Regions from separate parts of the Homo sapiens genome. Here region 1 is linked to region 2. The links are chromatin contacts, found by Hi-C in ENCODE. All regions are on one chromosome and are shown on one strand. The core of a region is the stretch at or near the end of the contact, and the rest is flanking DNA. Distances in the headings are between cores, read along the strand shown.

The links. A loop is a pair of places that touch in the nucleus more often than their neighbours do.
Region 1: a loop to region 2 is called in a map of Calu3, with 2.0 times the contacts of the local background. The contact joins two enhancer-like sites. A Hi-C loop is called at or near these places in 1 of 168 maps with a recorded cell type or tissue (Calu3).

What each region holds. Positions count from the first base shown.
Region 1 is chr12:1,215,100-1,219,902 of GRCh38, forward strand. The region is part of intron 12 of ERC1 (ELKS/RAB6-interacting/CAST family member 1); the gene reads left to right. Among named protein-coding and RNA genes, the nearest start is that of ERC1, 230 kb to the left of the region's middle. Within about 2 kb of position 2,137, at least 6 of the 41 ENCODE cell types and tissues checked have a DNase peak (open chromatin) inside an H3K27ac peak, as active enhancers do.
Region 2 is chr12:1,348,756-1,353,519 of GRCh38, forward strand. All of the region lies in intron 15 of ERC1 (ELKS/RAB6-interacting/CAST family member 1), which reads left to right. Among named protein-coding and RNA genes, the nearest start is that of LINC00942, 150 kb to the right of the region's middle. Within about 2 kb of position 1,601, at least 6 of the 41 ENCODE cell types and tissues checked have a DNase peak (open chromatin) inside an H3K27ac peak, as active enhancers do.

The DNA of each region.
Region 1 (4,803 bases), core at 887-3,386, 130 kb before region 2:
TCTGGATCACCTGGGTGACTGTCTTACAATGAAATACCCTATGTAGTTTCATTTATATTTATGGATATCATCTCATTGTCTTCAGGTATTACTGTTATAATTGTCATGGGCCAATGAGAAAAGAACAGTGGTGGGCCTAATCCATACTGTTGCTTTTTATCCAAGCAGAGTTCAAATGATGTCATAATGTACTATAAGCAGCAAACTTTTTTTAAAAAGTAATTTGACAAAATTTCTGAGACAGTTGGATCATCTTACAGCTCAAAACAAAACAACTTGGACAATAGTAATAAGTACCATGAGTGCACTGTGAGCAGCAATTTAACAGCATATTCAATTAATACTGGTACTTTGCACTATGTCTTTTGGTTTGAATTGCATTCAATTTGGGAACTCTAGATCTAATATTTGCATTTTTTACAGTATTACAATTTATCAGTGGATCTAGAAAATATTTTCTTTTATAATTATACTATATTATACTATCATCTAGATACAGACCCTTTAGCTCATGGAGATGAAGGAATCAGTTCTGTTTAGGGGAGTGCTGGAAAGCTTTGCCAAGATACTGCCATTTAAGCTTCTTCTTGCAGAATGAGTGCATGTATGCTCTTATGCTCGGCAAAGACAGGGTAAGGGAAAGGGCAGGGACATGAAGACATCTGAAAAGGCAAAAAAACAAAAGAATCTTTTCCTCATGCTTACTGCATGAGGGAATATTAAAAATATAGGTTATTGTTAAAGACCTTTAGTGCTAATTAAGGGAATATGGATTTTATTACGTAATTAGTGTGAATCCAAAAAAAGCAAAAAGTGTGGGAATATAAACAACTTTTATAATTCAATTGTGTGCATATGGAATCTTTGTAAATTAAGTCATGTTTTACATAAAACCAGAATCTTATTGGTTAAAGACTATTTGGAAATGGAATGTAAATGTTTTTGTATGAAAATAAATTGTCCCCAAATTTTCAGATTTACAAGTTACCTTTTTTTTGGTCTCCCCCTCTCCTTCCTTCTTTCCGTTCTTTTCCTCTAGGCGCATCCTTTAATAATGAAATCAGAAACTCGTAACTTTATTCTTCTCTCCCATCTCACTGGGATATTTTAGCGATTAATAGTATTCTACCCATTTGATTTAATGATTTTTATTTTATTTTAACTAACATTTATTGAGAAAACTACATATGAGATTTTCTGATCACTAATATTTATTTGCACAGAAAAAGGTGTTACTATCATTTACTTAATAGATCTGCTTTTATTAATGATTTTATGCCTTGATTTCCCACAGTTAGCCTCCAGCTGTTACTTCTGTATTATGCATGTTAGAGTGAAATGTCCAAATTAAATTAGTTTTTAAGCTGAGCCCTGTGAAATCACCAGGTGGAGAAATACGGATGGCATATTATTCCTGCATATGCATTTTCATATGCTATTGGTGCAGTGTAATTCAACTGTAGCATTCACAACTTTCATCATTGACATAGCCTTGGTGGGGTCGGGGAGGAGGGATGGGGGGTGGGGGGCGGGGGGAGTAAATGGAATGATATGTACAAAAACACTTTTCAGCTGGGAAGAGTGAAACAAGTTAATAGGAAATAAAAGGCCATATTGTCTATTCAGACTAGTACGTTACTTTTCCAGAGTCATGGGGCTAGCAACCACTATATGTCTGACTTCTACCAAGAAGGGTTGAATCCCTGGTTGATCCTGTGAGGCCTGAGGCATATAAACAAGAAACATGAAAGGGAGAGGAAAATTAAATGAAGTGGGAGTGTTGCAGAATAATAATACAATTAAGGGAGAAAATAATAGAGGTAGAGGAAGAGGTTATATACACTTATTTCTCTTACTATGAACATTTTACTTAGAAGTGTAAGGTTGTATGTCTTGTTTGATACAGTGATAAAAATTATGATAATGCTTAACAGAAATGGGTGCTTTGCTCCATAAAAGTGCTCCGTGCTTTCCTCTGTCATTATGAATTAATCAGCAAGAAATCCAGAAGTGAACAACATAAAAGTATTCCCTCTCCTCCTTTTTTTAAACAGTGAAAAAAGTTGACAATATATTTATTCTGTCATAGATCCAAAAAGCCAAGCCTGCGTTTTAAGGCAGGGTTTTCTTTGGTTTTCTATTTCTCAGCCACACCTTCAGATTTCTTGGCACAGTACAGTCATAGCATTGTGTCATATCCTTGGTCTGTTTTATCAGACTTTATAAATTGATTCTGACTGTACCAGCAGTACTAGATTCTTATCTTTACACAGTTTGGGAAATGGACAATGACTCTTTTGGAAAAACAGCTCTATAAATTGTGCTGTGGTATGTGAGAATGGGTTCTCTGCTTTGCTTTTCCTCTAGCCTGCTGCCATTCCTAGACAGTGTCATTTCTCTGATTTAGGGCATTGTGTAGCTGTTCTGGGTAGAGTAAACCTGCCTCTAAATGTGGAACAGATTGTTACCCGTCAGAATTCTCCACCTTGGAATGGTGACACTGAAAGATACAATTCAGCTCTGGCCAACACCTCCTGTCTTCCCAGTTCACTTACTCTCGTCTCCACTCCAATTATTGCATCTAATTAGGACCTTGAAACAACAACCTACTACTTTTTTTTGTTTGTTTTGAACCTCGTATGGCCTCACACTTCCTTCCTTACCCGGGTCAGATTTCATGGTCCAGCAGTATAATTACTCCCTTCTAAATCCCCTTGACTTACTTGCTTTTCTCTTTTGTCACACTTGCTTGCAAAACCTCAATCCTGATTTAAAGCAAGTGTCTTCCTACACTGCCTCTGCCCTGAGCAGCTTTATGTTACCGGGCAAGAAGAGTCACAAAGCTTTGCAGACTGGTCTCACATTGAATTTATGGCCACAGATCTCAAATTGCTCCTAATTCTGCAGGCAGTCCTAATTAAGAGGACTATTAGATTTGATTTCCCATCCTCAGAGGTGACTGTATCATTCTGTTCTCTTATCAAATCTGCAAATCCTTCGCCTCCACTCAAAGTTTCTGGCTTCACTTGATATTTCTTTGAGAAAATTAAAATAATTGGATGCTACCCAGTTTGTCTCCTCATCAAATCTACCAGCCTACTTGCATCTATACCTGGAGCCTTTGCCTGAATAGTGCCACTATTCCTGAATTCACCTCTGCTGCCTTTTCTGTTAATCCTATCCCAGTTGCCCAACCTAAAGATGCTTCTCCCTCATTATCCTTCTCCCTCCTTTCAAATTTTTGCTTTCTCCTTGTTCACAAGTGTACTAACCTGCCTTTAGAGTTCCACTTAATGTCTTAAAAAAAATCGTTCTCTTGATGTGATGTCTTATTCTAGTTGCCACCCTGTTTCTCTCTTCCCTTCTCAGCAAATCTTATTTAAAAAATTGACTGTAGTTGCTATCTGCCTTTCCTTACCTTTCTTCAAGTTTGTTTAATCAGGCTCCTATTTTTAGTAGTCTTACGAAACTGCTCTTGTCAAGTTATCATAAATATCCATGTTACCAAATACAGAAATCACTTCCATGGCCCCATCTTAACTTTACCTTTCAGCATCATTCTACACATTTCCTTCCTTGAAACACTGTTTTCTTCTGGTATCTCTGATACCAGTGTCTCCTTATTTTCTCCCTCTTTCACCTGTCATTCCTTTTGTGGTGTTTCTGATTCTGCCACTTTCCTCTAGACCTCTAAAAGGCTCCACTCTCAGTCCTATTCTCATATATATATATATACACACACACACACACACACACATATATATATATATTCTCAGACTTTTCTTTTTTTTGAGATGGAGTCTCACTCTGTCGCCCAGGCTGGAGGGTAATGGTGCCATCTCAGCTCACTGCAACCTCTGCCTCCCAGGTTCAAGCAATTCTCCTGCCTCAGCCTCCTGAGTAGCTGGGATTACAGGCATGCACCACCACGCCTGGCTAATTTTTATATTTTTAGTGGAGACAGGATTTCACCATATTGGCCAGGCTGGTCTTGAACTACTGACCTCAGGTGATCCACCCGCCTTGGCCTCCCAAAGTGCTGGAATTACAGGCATGAGCCACCATGCCTGGCCTCAGACTTCTTCAAGTCTAAGGCATTCATTATCAAAAACACAGCAATAGCTACCAAATTAATAATATACAAGGTGCTCCAGAATACTCTACTTATTACCTACACAATGTCTTTAGTTAAATATCAAATTTAGTTTTACTCAGAACAGATCTCTTGATCTGGCCCACCTTTTTCAAAACCTCTTCTTCCCCAGTTTCCCACCCTCAATAAATGGTACTACCATTCACTCATTGTGCAGGCAATAAATCACCAAGCAATCCTTGATTTTTCTTACTCCCTACGTTAAATCTATTAGTAAGCCCGATCACACCTCAAAAATGTATCTTTAATTCAATGATTCCATTCGATTCTCTCTATGAACCATTATCCGTTGCTCAAATTACTGCAGCTGTTTTCCAATGGCTATCTGCTTCTATATCACTTCTGTACTAGTCCCATCTCTGTAGCAATCAGACTGAACTCTCTTTTTTTTTTTTTCTTTTTTGAGACAGGGTCTCACTGTTACCCGGGCTAGAGTAGCCTGGCGTAATCTCGGCTCACTGCAACCTCTGCCTCCCAGGCTCAAGCCATCCTCCCACCTCAGCCTCCCAAGTAGCTGGGACTACAGGTGCACACCAACCATGCCTGGCTAATTTTTGTGTTTTTTGTAGAGACAGGGTTTTGCCAAAGAGCAGGGAGTACAGGCATGAGCCACCGCACCTGGCCTGAACTGAACTCTTAGACATTGTCAC
Region 2 (4,764 bases), core at 351-2,850:
CAAAGACCTGTGTCTCTTAAAATACACGGGTCACCGGAATGTAGGTTTTTTGGTAAGTGCTGAGCATTCCTATATTCATTTCCTTCCTCTGTTTTATGATTCACTGGAAAGCTTCAAGCCTTGAAATATTTCTGATTTGATTTTTGCAATATACTTTTTCTTCCCATTGCCATGCTCGTATTTCTGCACACCTCATGTGCTTATACAGTCCAATCATTTTGATGACTTGGGGAGGTGTGAAGAGGCTGAGCTAGACTTCATATTTTCTCCTGTCCCGTGTTCTTATTGTAAAGGAATGTAGTAATGCACTGTGTCTTTTTTGTGTCTGTTGTTGGCTACATGTCCTCAAAACATATTCAACAAGTAGACGTCTATTGAAAAGAAATTTTCCTAAGTTGTCCCCAAGAAAACGACGACACTGGAGTCAGTTCCGTGTTTATAACAGAGTCCCAACACTTGTTTTTCTCCAGGGTTTCTACAAGAAGAAGCATAAAACAGTGTTAGTATGTGACTGACCTTTGGCTTCAAGGCTTCAGTAAATCCGTAAAGTGAGATTGATTAGGATTAATAGCTTTTTGTCCTAGCTAAAAAGTGTTCGAGATCTTGGCTTAAAAAGAGTTCTTTTTGGCCGGGCACAGTGGCTCACGCCTGTAATCCCAGCACTTTGGGAGGCCGAGGCGGGCAGATCATGAGATCAGGAGTCCAAGACCACCAGCCTGTCCAATATGGTGAAACCCTCTCTACTAAAAAATACAAAAATTAGCCAGGCATAGTGCCATACGTCTGTAGTCCCAGCTACTCGGGAGGCTGAGGCAGGTGAATCGCTTGAACCCGGGAGGCAGAGGTTGCAGTGAGCCGAGATCATGCCACTGCACTCCAACCTGGACGACAGAGTGAGACCGTCTAAAAAAAAAAAAAAAAAAAAGTTATTTTTGATACCTTGGAATGTGTTGGCCGTTTTAGGTGCTTCCAGCATTTTATTCAAAGAGTTGAGAACATAAAAGGATAGCTTGATTATACTTAGACCTTAAAAAACTTTTAGGAGTTCATCAAACACATAACCTTTACAACTGGTTAGACTTCCAGCTTTCCTAAACAAGAGTATGGCACTCTTGCCAGTGTTGGTTTAAAGTACATGTAATTTACATAAAATAGCACTGACTGCAGCCTAGGTCTCTAAGCAGAGAATGCTCTGACAACTTTGTCTCCAGGTCCACTCTACTGTTCCTTATTGAGGAGGGAAACCAGGTTCACAGTGTTGTGCTTTCTTCTTTTGGCACCAAAAGGGGCTCCTCCTGGTTTATGAGTTTTAAAGGATGAGGGAAAAATTCATCATGGGGGATGTTATTTTCCTCAGTGGGTAAGTGAAGTCAGGGAAAAACAGAAAACAATGGAGATAAGAGGATGGGATGCGTTCAGTTTATTCTGTTGTTCTCACCACAGTAATTGACTCAGAAGGGACTCATTCTGAATTTAGTATCTAGTGTTAAAAGAACAGGCCTGGGGCAGGCGGAGGCCAGCACTGAGACACAGTGGTGGGTTGAGACCTATTGTATTTTTTAAGTTGTTCCAAGGCTGTCCAGGTGTCCTGATTTAAAGCCTGCTTCTTAAGTCAGGAAATTGTATCTTGTTCTGAGGTTTACTGTAATAAAGTACACAGTCCTAGGGGATGGTACTTCTGGCTCCATGAATCACTTTACAGGCTGGCTGTACTGACCCAAGCCTCATGATTTATTTATGCCATACCACAGTAGGAATGGCAAATATGTAAGCCACACATGGTCTATGGGATGGGCCTTTAACTGGGAAACTGCCATAAATCCGTGAAGTCAGGTAGGACAGAGCCAGCAGGAGCTCATGTCGTGTACAAGATTTCTTCCTGTTTTATAGGGACTTACAGTTCTAGAGCTAATTAAGTTCATCCTCCTTAGAGTGTATCTGTCTTAGTCTGTTGTGTGTTGTTATAAAAGAATATCTGCGCCTGGATAATTTATAATGTAACAAGGTTTATTTAGCTCATGGTTCTGTGGGCTAAGAAGTTCAAGGGCATGGCCCTGGCTTCTGGCAAGGGCTTTCATGCTGCGTCACAAAACAGCAGAGAAGGTCAAAGGGGAAGGGGACACATGCAAACAGGAGAACCTGAGGGTCCATCCTGGCTTTATCACAACCCACTCTCCTGGGAACTAATCTGTTCCCTGCAATACCTAATGCAGTCTTGTCAGAGTGGGAACTCACTCACTACCACAAGATCAGCACCAAGCCATTCCTGAAGGATTCATGCCCCTGTGACCTGAACACCTCCCATCAGGCCCCACCTCCCAACACCATCATACTGGGAATCAAATTTCAACATGAGTTTTCGTGGGGACAGACAAACCATATCCACACCATAGTGATATCCTTGGACTTTTTGTGTGCTGTGTTTATCCAGTCTTTGATTTACTGCTTACAAATCTAAAGAATAGCTCTGAAATATAGTCTAGTCCTATTGTCACTGATATTTTCTCTTCGATTTATTTCTATAAAGTGTTGCCCATGTTTTTCAAATAATTTCTATGTTTTGAGTAAATACTAAGGAGTGCGATGGCCAGATCTTAAGAGTATGTTTAGTTGTGTACAGAACTGCCAAACTGTCTTCCAAAGTGCTGTACCATTTTGCGTTCCCACCAGCGGTGAATGAGAATTCCTGTTGCTCAGCATTCTTGCCATCATCTGGTAGTGTGTGTTCTGGATTTTGTCCATTGTGGTAAGTGTGTAGTGGTATCTCATTGTTCTCATATGCATTTCCTGATTACGTATGATGTGGAGCATCTTTTTGTATGCTTATGTGCCATCTGTATATATTCCTTGGTGAGGTGTCTGTTAAGGTCTCTGGTGCATTTTCTTCCTTTTATCTTGTTTTATTTTTGTTTTTTATAATATTTTCAATTTTTAATTGATACAACATAATTGTACATATTTATGGGGTACATAGTGATGTTTTAATACATGCAGTGTATCATAAGGCCCATTTTTTAATCAGATCATTTATTTTCTTAGTGTTGAATTTTAAGTATCTTTTGTATTATTTTGGATAACAGTCCTTTATCAAATGTATCTTTTGCAAGTATTTTCTCCCATTCTGTGTCTTATTTTCTCATTCTCTTAATATTTGAATATTTAAACACATATTATTTATAAATTAATGGTACATTATTTATAATAATGGTTAAACGGTTGGTAAGTAAATCACTGCTGAGTATATACTGCTTTGAAGGGCCCAAGGATCCATTAGGCCTCCAGCTTTAACCCAGCACAGCATTCTGAAATACCCAATTCTCCCCAGAGTTTCAAGAGTCACCAGGCCTTAACCTTCTTATTGCCTCAAGGACTCTTAGAGCTCACCAGGCTCCTCCTACCACAAGCCTTCATCATATCACCCTGTTCCTGTTGCTTAGGGAGCTTTCTCAGGATAGCATTTCAAGATTGAGTACCCATCCTAGTTTTCTCAGTGTTCCTTGTGAGCCGTGTCACATAGAAGGCATTTAATAAATGTGTGCTGAACTGAGCTGAACCAGCAAGGGCAAAAGGGATTTAAGAGACTGCCGTTTTAATTGAAAAGGAGTAAAAAGACACTGGGAAAGGCAGCATGTATTGGGGGAATATGAGAAATTTCCAAATCACTGGACCATCAGGCTGGAAAATTTAGGTTGGAGCCAAACTGCAAATGGTTTGAATGTCATCATGTATAGTTTATGTATTTATATATACTTACCTTTCTCATAGAAGGGTGAATTTTTATATTATAATAGCTAGAATGTTCTTAGAATTTATCTTCTTAATTCAGAAAACATCACATTGAGATCTGTCAGTAAACCCCCCACACACACAAATAATTTCTTGTCCTCATTGACCTTCGGTCTGAGCTCTTAATGCAGTTTTCTCTACTACACTTGTCCATGCACATAGTGGTCGCAGACATTTGAGAGAATGAAAATCATGTGTTTAATGAGAGATTGTTATCGGAGACTGTAGCACTTGTTTTACTTTATTCTTTCTATTGCTTTTTCTCTTTTTGTTTCTTTCAAAGTACATACAAATACATATTCATTATATCCTATGTAAGGGAATGTGTATTTACTCTAGAATAGGACTACTTTAAGTTTGAGATGGCTTTTTGCTTTTAAAAATATAGATGAGTGTGATTTAGGCATGTATATTCAGTCAGATCTTTTAGCTCTCACCTTGATAAAATTATTGGGTACGAGAAGCAATCAAGTCTTCTTTTCTTTTCTTTTTTTTTTTTTTTTTTCTGAGATGGAGTCTCGCTTTATCACTCAGGCTGGAGTGCAGTGGTGTGATCTCTGCTCACTGCAAGCTCCGCCTCCCGGGTTCACACCATTCTCCTGCCTCAGCCTCCCGAGTAGCTGGGACTACAGGCGCCCGCCACCACACCCAGCTAATTTTTTGTATTTGTAGTAGAGATGGGGTTTCACCGTGTTAGCCAGGATGGTCTCGATCTCCTGACCTCGTGATCCGCCTGCCTCGGCCTCCCAAAGTACTGGGATTACAGGCGTGAGCCACCGCGCCCGGCCTACAAATAATGCTTTAACGCTAAAGAGACAGGAGAACATTTTCAAATATTTTAAGGACAGTTATTTGAAAGAATGAATTTCTTTTATGGAGCTTAAAGGAATAGAACTAGGGTTACAAAGAGACAGCTCTTTCAGTCTTAATAATTATGCAGGATAATAAAAAATATAAATAAAACTTAAAAACAGAGAG